3 separate regions of the Homo sapiens genome follow, and regions 1 and 3 are each linked to region 2. The links are chromatin contacts, found by Hi-C or POLR2A ChIA-PET in ENCODE. All regions are on one chromosome and are shown on one strand. The core of a region is the stretch at or near the end of the contact, and the rest is flanking DNA. Distances in the headings are between cores, read along the strand shown. Region 1 overlaps DENND4A (DENN domain containing 4A). Region 2 holds the start of INTS14 (integrator complex subunit 14). Region 3 overlaps IGDCC4 (immunoglobulin superfamily DCC subclass member 4).

Region 1 (4,179 bases), core at 258-2,757, 150 kb before region 2:
ATCCTCCATGGATTAGTTCCAGGATACCCCCAACCTCCACCCGATGGATACCAAAATCCACATATACTTAAGCCCCTTACGTAAAATGGTGTGGTATTTGCACATAATCTACACACATCCTCCTGTATACTTTAAATCACCTCTAGATTATCTATAATACCTAATTCAATTAAATGCTATATAAAGTTATACCGAATTATTTTGTTAAATTTGTATTACATTTTTTGTTGTATCATTCATTCATTCATTCATTGGAGATAGAGCTTTACTCTGTTACCCAGGCTGGAGCACAGTGGTGTGATCAGGGCTCACTGCAGCCTCAGCTTCCTGGGCTCAAGTGATTCTCGTGCCTCAGTCTCCTGAGTAGCTGAGACTACAGGCACGTGCCACCCTGCCTGGCACTAACTTTCTTCTTTTTTTTTTAGAGATGGGGGCCTCACTATATTGCCCAGGCTGGCTTTGAACTCTTGGGCTTAAGCAATCCTCCTGCCTTGGCCTCTCAAAGTGCTGGGATTACAGACGTGAGCCACTGAGCCCAGTCTGTTATTTTTATTGTTTTTGAAAAACATCTTTTCAGGCCATGTGCGGTGGCTCACGCCTGTAATCCCAGCACTTTGGGAGGCCGAGGCAGGCAGCTCACCTGAGGTTGGGAGTTCGAGACCAGGCTGACCAATATGGAGAAACCTGGTCTCTACTGAAAATACAAAATTAGCTGGGCATGGTGGCACATGCCTGTAATCCCGGCTACTCGGGAGGCTGAGGCAGGAGAATCTCTTGAACCCAGGAGGTGGAGGTTGCGGTGAGCCGAGATCGAGCCACTGCACTCCAGCCTGGGCAACAAGAGCGAAACTCTTGTCTCAAAAACAACAACAATAACAACAACAAAAAACATCTTTTCAATCCATGGTATGGATGTGGAACTCATGGATACAGAAGGCTGACTGTAGTATCTTTGAAATTTGTAATAAAGGGAAAGTACTTTTGGGTATTGACTTCTTTGAAACTTTTTTTTATATGGAAGTTACTTGAGTCTATATTTGAATTATGTTAAATGTATACATTTTTCCCCTGTGAATGAGGCTCTGTACAGTGCCCCAGAAATAGTCATGTTGTTCTTTCTCACACTCTTTGCCCTGTACACATTTCCTCTTTTGTACCCTTATTTATTCTTCTTGCTTTCTTTTTTTCCCCCTTATCTGCTAGTTTTTTCTTTTTTTTTCTCATTGCCTCTCTTCAGCATGTTTTGTTTTTAAAGTATGTATTTATTCTTTACTGAAATCTTGTTTTTAAAAATTGCTTATTGGCTCTTAACCACAAGAAAACAATAAATGCAATCAGTTTAGTAATTATCACTGTTAACAGAACTTTAAGTATCCACAGGCATATTGGGGGAAATATTTGATTGGAATGAATTTAAGTCCAATTCTTACTGTTTTCAATACAGTTATTTCTCAAACTCTGAGGCTGCGGAGTTCACACATTGAAATCTGTCATCTTTTTCAGAGAGAAACTTTCGGTAATGTGTAAGTAGTTTTTGGCTTTCATTTTGATTTGTTTCAGTTAGCTATTTCCTGTGTTAAACACAGTGAAACCTTAGTTTTCCAGAAGTCTTAATAATTTGGAATATATTCTCCATGTAATAATTATGGGTAACAAATGATACAAAATAATTCATTGAAAGATGTCTCAGGATGTGCCTTGGATCACAATTAATTCAACACCATTTATTAGAGACAAAATCTTCAATGTGAAGTATACGGTTCCCTTTTAGTAGTTATTTCCTGCGTTCTATTGTGAATGAGTTCAAATTATTAAATTTTGTGAAAAATACCCAAAAGAACTAATGAAAAGGAATTTTATGAATAAATTTATCTCAAATATTTACTTATAATAGCTAGTTATTTCCAAGGATAAGGTGGTAGTTCTCAAAAAAACTTATTAAATATATGTTTTCATGATAGTACTATATCTCTTCTGTTTCCGCTTTTTTTTTGAGACAGAGCCTCCCTCTGTTGCCCAGGCTGGAGTGCAGTGGCGTTGATCTTGGCCCATTGCAACCTCTGCCTACAGCGTTCAGGTGATTCTTGTTCCTCAGCCTCTCAAGTAGCTGGGATCATAGGCATGCACCATCATGCCTGGCTAATTTTTGTATTTTTGGTAGAAACGAGGTTTCACCATGTTGGCCAGGCTGGTCTTGAACTCCTGACCTCAAGTGATCTGCCCATCTCGGCCTCCAAAAGTGCTGGGATTATAGGCATGAGCCACTCTGCCCGGCCTCTTACCCTTCTTTCTACGTAGCAAGACATAAAACTATTTTATGCAATAGTGACTATCTGCTTTAGTTTGCCTGCTTTAGTTTGTTTATTTATTTATTTATTTATTATTTTGTGACAGAGTCTCACTCTTGCCCAGGCTGGAGTGCAGTGGCATGATCTCAGCTCACTGCAACCTCCGCCTCCCAGGTTCAAGCAATTCCCCTGCCTCAGCCTCCTGAGTAGCTGGGATTACAGGCGTGCGCCACCATGCCCCGCTAATTTTTTGTATTTTAAGTAGAGACGGGGTTTCACCGTGTTAGCCAGCCTGGTCTCGAACTCCTAACCTCAAGTGATCTGCCCGCCTTGGCCTTCCAAAGTGCTGGGATTACAGGCATGAGCCACCACGCCTGGCCATGCTTTAGTTTAAATAACATAAAGTTAGCATCTAGGAAAAAGGAGGATGTTTTAGTTTCTTCATTATGATGGAATGAAAATACTTTACCAGAGTAATTTTTAAGGTTATGTGTATTTAGAGCTTATAATATAAAATTCATGTACACACGAAAGCACATAAATAAAGGCTGATATAACCTTTGACCTAATAATTCTATTTCAACAAATGTATCCTGAAGAAATACTAGAGTTGTGTCCAGAGGTTTATCAAGATTATTCATTGTACCCTTTAAAAAAAATTAGCAAAATAAGTAGAAGTAATAAATGATCTACAGTAAGCACATAGGTCAAAAATGGTATATCCATAAAATAAAATACTATGCAGCCCTTTAAAAATTGTTTTCAAAGACTAATGAACTGGAGAAAAAAAGTTAAACACAAAAGTCCTTTTGTTATTCTGCAACTTTCTTAAATAAATAGATGGTCAATTGGGTAAAACTGCTCTTTTTTTGGAGCACTTGTTATATGCAACGAGCTGAGGGTGATAAGTCAGCATTTAACAGTCTTCTCAGAACAGATTGTTAGCACTTTCTTTTTAAGTGTCCATCTAGGAGGCATTTCTGAAAAGGTTAAGCCCTTTATTATATGTAGAAATCCTATATGTAAGGAAATTGCTGCATAGGCGCCATTAGTATGTAAATAAAACAAGTAGAAACATTTAATCTTCTTTAGTCCCATTTTTTTTCCTTTTTTTTTCCAGATGGAGTCTCGCTCGGTCGCCCAGGCTGGAGTGCAGTGGCGCGATCTTGTCTCACTGCAACCTCCGCCTCCTGGGTTCAAGCAATTCTCCTGCCTCAGCCTCCCGAGTAGCTGGGACTACAGGCACATGCCACCACACCTGACTAATTTTTGTTATTTTTAGTAGAAATGGGGTTTCACCATATTGGCCAGGCTGGTCTTGAACTCCTGACCTTGTGATCCACCCGCCTCGGCCTCCCAAAGTGCTGGGATTACAGGCGTGAGCCACCTTGCCTGGCCTAGTCTCATTTTTAAAGAAAATAGTGGGAATACTTAGAGTATATTTGAGTGATGAATACAGATTCCAAGAAATGTGTCATGAATTCTGAAAACTGATGACATTAGCAATATAGAAAATTAAATGAGTTTTGGGATTTTGATGAAAATGTTAATAATTATATTGTAAACAAGTATATACTACGTAAGAATGTCTTTGCCCTGAGATTTTATGGTCTACAAGGGAAGATTGTTTACTGTAAACTAGCATTTTCTTAGGGTTGTTTCTAGTTGTTAAGTGGGAAAATGTGGTTCATTTTTCAAATAGGCTTGGGAAATCCTGAGTTAAGCAAAGTTTATCGGCTGCCTTTATCAAAAGACTGCTGAGGATTTAGTATTTTTATATATATAGTAAGTATCCAAAGAGACCTATAGTGTGTATACCTAATTTATTTGTCCATGGAATCTTTTCTTTGCACTTATTGGAACTGTGTCTAACATGAAACAAACTCTGGGA
Region 2 (4,418 bases), core at 1,028-3,527:
CAAGGTCTGGGAATCTGCATTTTCAACACGTGCTCTGGGAGATTGAGATATCTAGACTTCCCTTTGAGCTCCCCAGTACCTAGCCCCTGTGAGAGCCATGGTTTTTCTGTCATAAACCTTTCCTCTGTCAGACTGGGGATCAAACACTGCCTTTCAAAGCCTTTGGGACAGCAGTCCACTGTTTCAAGGCAGGAAAAAATAAAGGGAATGAGAGATTATGCAAAGGAAACTATTTATTGATTTCCTTTAATGTGTGTGTGGAAACACGCAAATGCTGAGGGTCGTTTGAGTGGGGAAAAGAAATTCATCAGCCAGTGATGGCTTGAAAGACACCCCCTTTAAAACCTTCTAACCTTTGTGCTGATGTTCTCTGATGTTATAGTCACTGAACAACCTTCTGATTTGTAATGGGATTCCACTAAGGAGGAAAAACAAACAAACAAACTAGTTGCCCTAAGTAACACAGTCCTCCTGGTAGCTGTGCCTTTTATCATCAATTTAATATATTGATTTTTTGCTTTCCAAGTCTCCCAAAGCCTGTTATTCAGAAGAACTAGGTCACAAGATTTGATCATCCATCAGTGAACTAACTTAAGCTTTAGGGTTGGGTAAGGTAATGAATCAGACCCTGCAACTGAGCCAGAATTACCACGAGGACAGTAACCCTATGGCTAAGTCGTTGTCACATTAGGGGTAACTAGACACTTGCTTACCCACACATTCTTGGCCACATCCCTCCCAATAGGGCAAGATTAGAAATCATGACTAAGTTATCAGGCTGCAGCCTTACTTACCTGGAGCCCAATGCCTGCTCAAGCATAACTAGGTCTTGACATGGTGAGATCAGCCAGGTTGGGGAAAGAAGTTTTGAAGCAAATAGGGCAGTCTGCAGGGCCCTGGCCCCAGTGCTGGCAGGGATATTCCCAGGGACAGGAAAAAACTACAAGCAACTGGCCCCACAATCTCCCACATAACAAGCTGTGAGAAGTCAGACAGATTTGTCTGTTCAGTTCAAAGCATCCTCCTTCCTCGTCCCATCTCCTAATCTCGCCCCATCCTATCAGCTAAAAGAAAAAGGCAAATGCCTGAGGCCTTCTAGAGGCCTTTCTGTACTCACTTTGTAACCTATGTGGTTCCACATTGTTCTTTGAACCGTAACTACCCAGGGGCCTGCTGGCATCCATCTAAGCCTATCTCTAGCTGGGATTCCCTGGCTCCCTACATGGTTAGAAAGAAAGTCACCTCTTGCCCTCTTAAGGACCTCACTGAGGCACAGACTACAATGGAGACACCAGGTGGCCAGAGTGGCAGGCAAGAGCCCATGTTGCCTTACAGGGAAATCTGAGCACGCATGCCTTGTCCAGGGTGAGAGGAACGAGGGCCCTCTGCTTCCCTCAAAGAGGGGATAGGGGAAATAAAGTGAGCATTTGGGCTGAGGAGACCAAGAGGCCAAGTCTTGAGGTAAATTGGGCTCAGGTCAGCTAAGAAGGATATACAAAGCATACCTCAGCCAGGAATTACAGTTTTGGGGTTTTTCCCCCCAAGATTCTCGTGCGTTAGCCTCCCAAGTAGCTGGGATTACAGGCACTCGTTACCATGCCCGGCTAATTTTTGTATTTTAGTAGAGAGCGGGGTTTCACCATGTTTCCCAGGCTGGTCTCAAACTCCTGACCTGAAGCGATCCGCCCACCTTGGCCTCCCAAAGTGCTGGGATTACAGGCCTGAACCACCACGCCCGGCCAGGATTTGTAGTTCAGGAATTGCAGTTTAAAAAGAACAGGAAGAGGATTCTGTCAACCGGTTCAGAGGATACGAGAGAGGGGGCTAAAGAGTGACGAGGAAAATAGCAGGAAGGGTTGGGCTCGTGCACCGACGGGGCCCAGGGGAGTGAGGGGACAAAAGTGTGAAGCGGACACAGAGTCACCGGGCCAGGTGAGGCCCATGGGTCAGTGGGGCAGAAGGGGAAGGAAAGAGCCCGAGAATGGGGAGAGATTCAGGGCAATGCAGAGAGACACGGCAGGAAACCCAGCCAAGGCTCGAGAGAAGTTGGGGATTTGTGGGAGGAGAGGGGTGGCCGCGGATTGGCCATCGCGAAGAGAGGCCGCGCCCCCTAGCGTCCCTCCGGGATGAGCCAGAACCCTGCCCGGGCGACCCTGAAGCTCTCCAAGGACCGCCCCGCCCAGCGCGGAGTGCAGGCGCCGGATTCCCTTCTGTCGCGCGGCCTTATAGTTCCGGCTGTGGCGCGCGGACGGAAAGTTTATGCCGACGGAAAGTTTATGCCGACGGACTGTGTCCGGCGATGGGCACGGGGTGAGTGGGGAGGCCGAGGGCCCGGGACTGCCTTTCGCTGCTTGTTGGGGTTACAGGTGAAGGGGTTATGGGTGAAGAACAACCCAGGGCCAGCGCTTGGCCTTCCCGCCACCGTGGCGGCCGCCCCGCGCTGTCTGTGAGGCGCCAGTTCCGGGGCGCTGCTCCCGGCCTCCCCTCGCTCTGAGGCTCGGGGTCCCCAGCTCCGCGTAAACTGCACGATTTCGCCCTCTGCTCAGCTCCCCTCTGCCCCCTCTTTCCAAGAGAGACTTCCAGATCCCACATTTTCTTGACTGATTTTTAAGGTAAAAATACATCTCCCAGATGTGATTTTCAGTCTGGACTTTTAGAGATGAAATTATATCTGAGAACTGGGGAGGGACTCCCGGAGGCTGACGGGAAAGCCAAAGAGCAGGTGAGGCACTAGAAATTCAGGTAGAATCCTGCTTTGAGAGCGAGACTGCTGAGAATCAGTTCTTTATGAATGAGCTAATTATCACCTTCAGGGAAGAATTACAAACGTCTAGCTGATGGACACTTGGTATTCAAGGCCAAATAGGTGGCTAGGGCCTATTTCTCAGACTGTTCCTGAGAAAGAAGAGCCCTAGTTGTTTGAACAGTACACGTGGGAAGGGGGTGGGGGTGGGAGACTTGGGGGCTCAGAATCCACCCAAGTGAGGAATACATAGTGTTGTGCTCACAAAATTGGTAGACTGTGGTGGGCAGGGATTCCCCCCCACCCAAGACGGAGTCTCGCTCTGTCGCCCAGGCTGAAGAGCAGTGGCGCGATCTCGGCTCACTGCAACCTCTGCCTCCTGGGTTCAAGCAATTCTCCTATTTCAGCCTCCCAAGTACTAGAACCACAGGCGCACGCCACCACATCTGGCTAATTTTTGTATTTTTAGTAGAGATGGGGTTTCACCATGTTGGTCAGACTGGTCTCGAACTCCTGACCTCGGGTGATCTGCCCGCCTCAGCCTCCCAAAGTGCTGGGATTAAAGGCGTGCCTGGCCTTTTTTTTTTTTAATCAGGCCTATACTGCTTGAGTGAACTATCCTTCAGGAACTTTCAGTTCCCTCCTTTACTCCAACCTGAGTACTAAATTGATCTCCCACGACTTTGTAACTGTTAATGAGGTGCATTTGGGAGTCGACACAAATGCATCACTTGGGAGAAAGAGCCAGCTCCAGAGGTGTCTTCAGAGAAGGCAAGACTGCCAGCTGTCATCACTGTCAACAGCAGATTTCACGGGCTGAAAGTGCTTTTTTGTATTTGATCTAAGTCTGTGTAAACTGTTTCCTCCCATTCTCCTAAGAGGTGAGGGCAGTACTCCTCATGATCCTCAACTTGTAAAAAGGCCTCCCTGCATGAATGGGACTACCACAGGAGCTGGGCAGACGTGAGGGAGTCCCCCATATGTCTGCTTGAATGAGGAGAAGAGGAAATGTGTTTCTGGTGTCCAGAGTTAACATTTATAATGTATTTTGCTAAATAATATATGGTATATCTGGTGATTTAGGGGTAGTTCATCAGTTGTTATCAAATTGTTGGGCACCTACTATGTGCCAGTTACTGTGATAAGTTTTGAGGAGACATCATGGGCAAAATGTGGCATGGTCCCTGCCCTTAGTGAGCGTATGTTATGGTCTAATATAGTGTAGTTGAACCAATATTGTGCAGGACCTCACTTTTTTTTTTTCAGTCGGGCCTATACTGCTTGAGTGAACCATCCTTCAGGAACTTTCAGTTTCTTCTTTTACGCCTATGCTTACAACCTGAGTTGTAAACATTGTTTCCATGAACCAGTGTATTCTGAGTTCGAAACAGCCTACTTACAAATGGAATTTTGGCTGGGCGCGGTGGCTCACGCCTGTAATCCCAGCACTTTGGGAGGCAGAGGCAGGTGGATCACGAGGTCAGAAGTTCGAGACCAGCCTGGCCAATGTCGAGGTCAGAAGTTCGAGACCAGCCTGGCCAATGTGGTGAAACCCCATCTCTACTAAAAATACAAAAATTAGCCGAGTGTGGTGACACGCGCCTGTAGTCCTGGCTACTCGCGCCTGTAGTCCCGGCTACTCGGGAGGCTGAGGCAGGAGAATGGCGTGAACCCG
Region 3 (4,587 bases), core at 1,561-4,060, 210 kb after region 2:
ATTTTTTTAGACCCCACTTCCCCAGGAGCTAAGGGATCTCCACCAAGCGCACAACTGCCCCCTTCCCTCTCTGACCTTGGCCCAGCCTACATCCCAGAGGCCAGCACCATTTGCTCTGTTGAGAAACTAGGATTCTCAACCTGGAGCTGACCCTGTAGGGATCCCAGTTGGAGGATTCCGAGGGACCCATTCACCCCCTCCTTAGGTCGGAGCCCACTCTGGTCTCCACCACCCCAACCCCCATGGAGACCTCCCTATCCCAGATTACATCGTTTCTCAAGTAAGGTCTCTGGACCTTTCTATTTCTTTAGCCCAGAGGGCAGGGAACACCCTCATCCATCATGCCCCTTCTAAGTAACATACGTGTTGGCTGGGTCTGCTTGGAGACCACGTCCTCTCCAAGGGCATTCTCAGCCATCCAATGGCTGCCGAGACAGGCAGGTAGGACAAATATGACATTTGGCACCAGAAGACTTGGGTTCGAGTTTTCACTCTGCTCCACCTGTGAGATCCTGGGAAAATACCCTCCTATTTTTCACCAGTAAAATGGAGGTTGTGACCTCCTCTATGTCTTGGGCTTGTTTTAAGGGTCACATGAGATAGTGTGAATAAAGAGTATTTTATTAAGGGAGGGAGAAGGTAGTATGGGCAAGGGGTAAATAAAATTCCAACTGTATACAAGGATATATAATAAAAAGTCAGTCCCTCCCACCCTCAGTCCCCTGGATCCCAGGTCCCCTCCCCAGAGACAACCACTGTTACCAGGAACATTGAATGTATACGCAAGCACAGAAGCCTACATGTCCCCAAACATATTGTTTTGTACCAGAACACATTTGGAGATGGCCCTCTATCAGCACACACAGAGCTGCCTCCTTTTTAGCAGCTGCCTAACATTCCATTGTGCGAATGTACCCAAACAAATTTAGCCAGTTCCCACCCTGCAGATGAACACTTGGGTTGTTTCCAGCCTTTTGCTATCACAGACAGTGCTGGAGTGAATATCGTTTAACACATGCTCTTGTGCACACATCTGAGAGTATCTGTGGGATAGAGCCCTAGAAGTTTTGATGTTGAGATATCACCAACTTGCCCTGGACAGATGGTGTATGGGCAGGGCCACCATCGAGGCAGGAGTGCCTTCCTCCATTCCCTCATCCACACGGAGTGTTATTAAGCCTTCTGATTTTCACCAATCTAATAGGTGAAAATGGTGTCTTAGAGTTTTTGTTTGTTTGTTTGAGATGGAGTTTTGCTGTTGTCGCCCAGGCTGGAGTGCAATGGTGCAATCTTGGCTCACCGCAACCTCCGCCTCCCGGGTTCAAGCGATTCTCCTGCCTCAGCCTCCGGAGTAGCTGGGATTACAGGCATGCACCACTACGCCCGGCTAATTTTGTATTTTTAGTAGAGACGGGGTTTCTCCATGTTGGTCAGGCTGGTCTCGAACTCCCGACCTCATGTGATTCGCCCGCCTCGCCTCCCAAAGTGCTGGGATTATAGGCGTGAGCCACTGCGCCCAGCCTGGTATCTTAGAGTTTTAATTTGCATTTATCTTACCATGAGCCACCCTCCCTGTGGCCCCCCTGCCCACCTCACAGTTGCCTGCTCCCCTCTTCCCAAGGCTCATCGTGCTTCCCAACGGCGTCCTTCAGATCCTGGATGTTCAGGAGAGTGATGCAGGCCCCTACCGCTGCGTGGCCACCAACTCAGCTCGCCAGCACTTCAGCCAGGAGGCCCTACTCAGTGTGGCCCACAGAGGTAAGGGGGCTGGCTGGGTGGGGAAACCTGGGGGTTTCTGGAACCAGCCACCTCAGAGCTGGGAGGGACCTCAAGGGGTCCAGGCCTTGCCTTCAAGTAGGTGATAAATGTTAGTCCCATTGACTGGTGAGGCGATGAAGCCCAGAGAGGGTACTGCCACCCAGCAAACCAGAGAAGAAAGAACTGGGCTGGAACACAAGACCCCAGACTCCAAGGGCAGGGCTCCTCTCTTCATGCAGAGCCTGTGTGCCCTCTGGTTGGATGCAGTGTCGAAGGCTGGGGACAGAGGTGGGGATGCGAGGCATCTGAGGCGGTGTCAGTGCCCGGAAGCCCTGCTCCCTGCCCCTTTCTCTCCTGCCCTTCTATAGTCACTGAGGGGTCCAGGCACTGGGGGTTCGTCCCTCTCTGCTTTCTGTGCCTTGCAAATCTGGCTACCTGTGGCCTAGTGCTCTTATCCTTTACTCGTTTCTTTGAAAAGCTCTTGCCCCAGTGTGATGGATTAGGAAGGGCACAGTCTTTGGGGTTGGAAAGACCTGGTTTGAATCCTGCCTTCTCTGCTCACCATCTGCATGACCCTGGGCTCCTTATCAAATGCCCAGCTCAGAGAGGCTCGAAGAGTCCTTGAGATAAGAATGGAAAGTGCCTGGCACCTGGCAGGTGCTCAACAGATCTCACTTCAAGCCTCCCCCAGGGGCACCTCCCTTGCTTCCCTTTGCCATGCATCCCTCCCACCTCCCACCCACTCTCTGCACTCCCACCCCGTCCCCATCCTGTTCCTTCTGGGCTTAGCTGGTAGGCTGCTCCCAGTCTGGTGTCGTCTTTCTTCTGTTCAAGGGGTATCTGCCTCCACCTGCTGGACAATCCAGATATTCACCACTCCACCCAGGGGGCCAGGGTCACACAAAGAACTTGGCAGGAAATCAGGGTTTAGGGAACTGCCGCACAGGCAGAAACTCAAGCCCACTGTCTGCCTTTTCCACTGGGAAATCCAAGGCCTTTTGGAGAAGGGATTTGCCAAAGGTCACCCAGTGCGTTAATGGCAGTGCTGGAACTAGAAACTATAACTGTTGACTCCAAGTCTGGTGCTTTGCCCATGACCCTGACAGTCCTCTGCCTAGATGGTGGGTTGCATTTGGGAGGGAAGAATGGAGGTAGGTGTGGGTCTGTCTAATCATTTCTCTGGTGCTGAGTTGAAGCCTAGGCAATTCTTCTGGCTCTAAAAGAAACAGCTCAGAGGTCCAGTCCCAGCCCTGCTGAATTTTATGGCTACGTCCCCCATCTGACAGATGGAATCATTGCTGCTGTCCCCGGTACCACCTCACCAGGTTACTGTGAGACTCAGGTGAGGTATCGCATGGCAAATGCCTAATGGTAAGGCTGCCTGCTGGTCTGTCTTCTCGCCAGGGTCCCTGGCGTCCACCAGGGGGCAGGACGTGGTCATTGTGGCAGCCCCAGAGAACACCACAGTGGTGTCTGGCCAGAGTGTGGTGATGGAATGTGTGGCCTCAGCTGACCCCACCCCTTTTGTGTCCTGGGTCCGACAAGGTGAGTGGAGGGGGTGGGAGAAGGAGGGCATGGGAAGGGAGGGATGTGGCATCTCACATGCCCCTAAGTCAGGGGGATGTATGGGTGACGACCCAGTGGTCACGAACCTTCTGGTGTGGCACGAACTCCTTTCCCAGGGCTGGGTGTGGTGGTCAAGGTCGGAGCTGCGTGGGGAACTGGACAGACTTCCTTGTCACTCTGTGTAGCATGTGCTTTACAAAAGCACTTCCAAGCTGCCACTTACAGAACGGTTATTGCAGCCCTCCTGAGGCCAGGTGCTGAGCTAGGTTCTCCACCATAATTACATATTTCTGTTCCTCACAACGGTGTTACAAGTGAGTACTTGAGAGCTGGGAAGGTGCCACACAGCCAGTGAGTTAGGTGGAACCAGACCCCTCTGTTGGTCCGTGCAACTATAAGGCAAGCTCTGGGTCCACCCCAGCATACTGCTGTCTTTGTGTGACTGGTATCATACTGGGCACAGTGAACAAAACACAGAGAGGCAGGGACCCTGCCCTCTGAACTCATCGTCTAGTGAGGGAGAGAAAACACACATCTATGAAGAGAGGTCTGACAGTATCAGGCTACAAGTGAGAAGTGCCACTGAGTGACTGGAGATGCCATCAGGGTAACGCCAGTGCTGGGCCAAATTTCACTGTGCAGTCTCCTAAGCACTTTCACACCTGTTCTCCTGTCAGCCTCCAAGAGCCCTCTGGGGAGAGGAGGGGCCAGAACTATTATTCCCAGTGGGCAGATGAAGAAACTGAGGCTCAGAGAGGCAGTGGAAGAGCTGGGACCCAAGCTTTCAAGTCTGTTCTCTTTTTGGTATGCCAGTTCCTACAGTCCTGTAAAAAGAAAGCAAGGGTTATTTTTATTTCCATTTGTTGTTAAAAAGTGACTTGTCCCAAGTTGATGGCAGAAGTAAGTTTTAAATCCAGTTCTTTTTACCCCTTTCCCCAACTCATTCTATTACTCTATACATCTTTAAAAATATAAGTTTATATCTCATACTCAAAAGTGTATATCACGAATATATATAGTTTAAAGAAAATAAATTGAACAACTATTAATATGTACCCACCAATGAGCTGATAAAATAGAACAGTGCTGGCATTTTCGCACCTATCTGACCTGCACTGCCTCATTGGACCTGTGACACTTGCCTACTTAGGGGGCCAGCAGGACCCTTGTACTACTGGGATAAACTTGTGGTATCACCTAGAAGTTCTAATGTCAATATTTCTTAATTCCTGATTATGCATCAGGGTTACCCAGGGGACTTAT

What was found. Hi-C counts contacts between places; a loop is a spot of excess contacts on that map. ChIA-PET counts read pairs that join two places held with the same protein, here RNA polymerase II (POLR2A). Pooled maps may share reads with other maps.
Region 1: a map with no recorded cell type shows a loop between it and region 2 (3-fold over the local background). The contact joins the enhancer-like site here to the promoter of INTS14 in region 2. A Hi-C loop is called at or near these places in 2 of 37 single-sample maps with no recorded cell type and 2 of 50 pooled maps. POLR2A ChIA-PET finds 5 or more read pairs at or near these places in 3 of 52 experiments (GM12878, OCI-LY7 and activated T-cell).
Region 3: a map of chondrocyte shows a loop between it and region 2 (4-fold over the local background). The contact joins the enhancer-like site here to the promoter of INTS14 in region 2. A Hi-C loop is called at or near these places in 1 of 168 maps with a recorded cell type or tissue (chondrocyte) and 10 of 50 pooled maps. POLR2A ChIA-PET finds 5 or more read pairs at or near these places in 3 of 52 experiments (A673, WTC11 and activated T-cell).

Annotation. Positions count from the first base shown.
Region 1 is chr15:65,758,704-65,762,882 of GRCh38, reverse strand. DENND4A (DENN domain containing 4A) reads left to right here. Exons shown (of 33, transcript NM_001320835.1): 2 at 1,445-1,523. Among named protein-coding and RNA genes, the nearest start is that of DENND4A, 32 kb to the left of the region's middle. Within about 2 kb of position 1,507, at least 3 of the 41 ENCODE cell types and tissues checked have a DNase peak (open chromatin) inside an H3K27ac peak, as active enhancers do; they include GM12878, where a contact is called at or near this core.
Region 2 is chr15:65,608,990-65,613,407 of GRCh38, reverse strand. It overlaps INTS14 (integrator complex subunit 14), which reads left to right and starts at 2,277. Exons shown (of 12, transcript NM_001394796.1): 1 at 2,277-2,310. It also overlaps a transcript of SLC24A1 not described here. RefSeq lists an enhancer at 2,200-2,359.
Region 3 is chr15:65,399,522-65,404,108 of GRCh38, reverse strand. IGDCC4 (immunoglobulin superfamily DCC subclass member 4) reads left to right here. Exons shown (of 20, transcript NM_020962.3): 4 at 1,622-1,758; 5 at 3,163-3,303. Among named protein-coding and RNA genes, the nearest start is that of IGDCC4, 21 kb to the left of the region's middle. Within about 2 kb of position 2,810, at least 6 of the 41 ENCODE cell types and tissues checked have a DNase peak (open chromatin) inside an H3K27ac peak, as active enhancers do.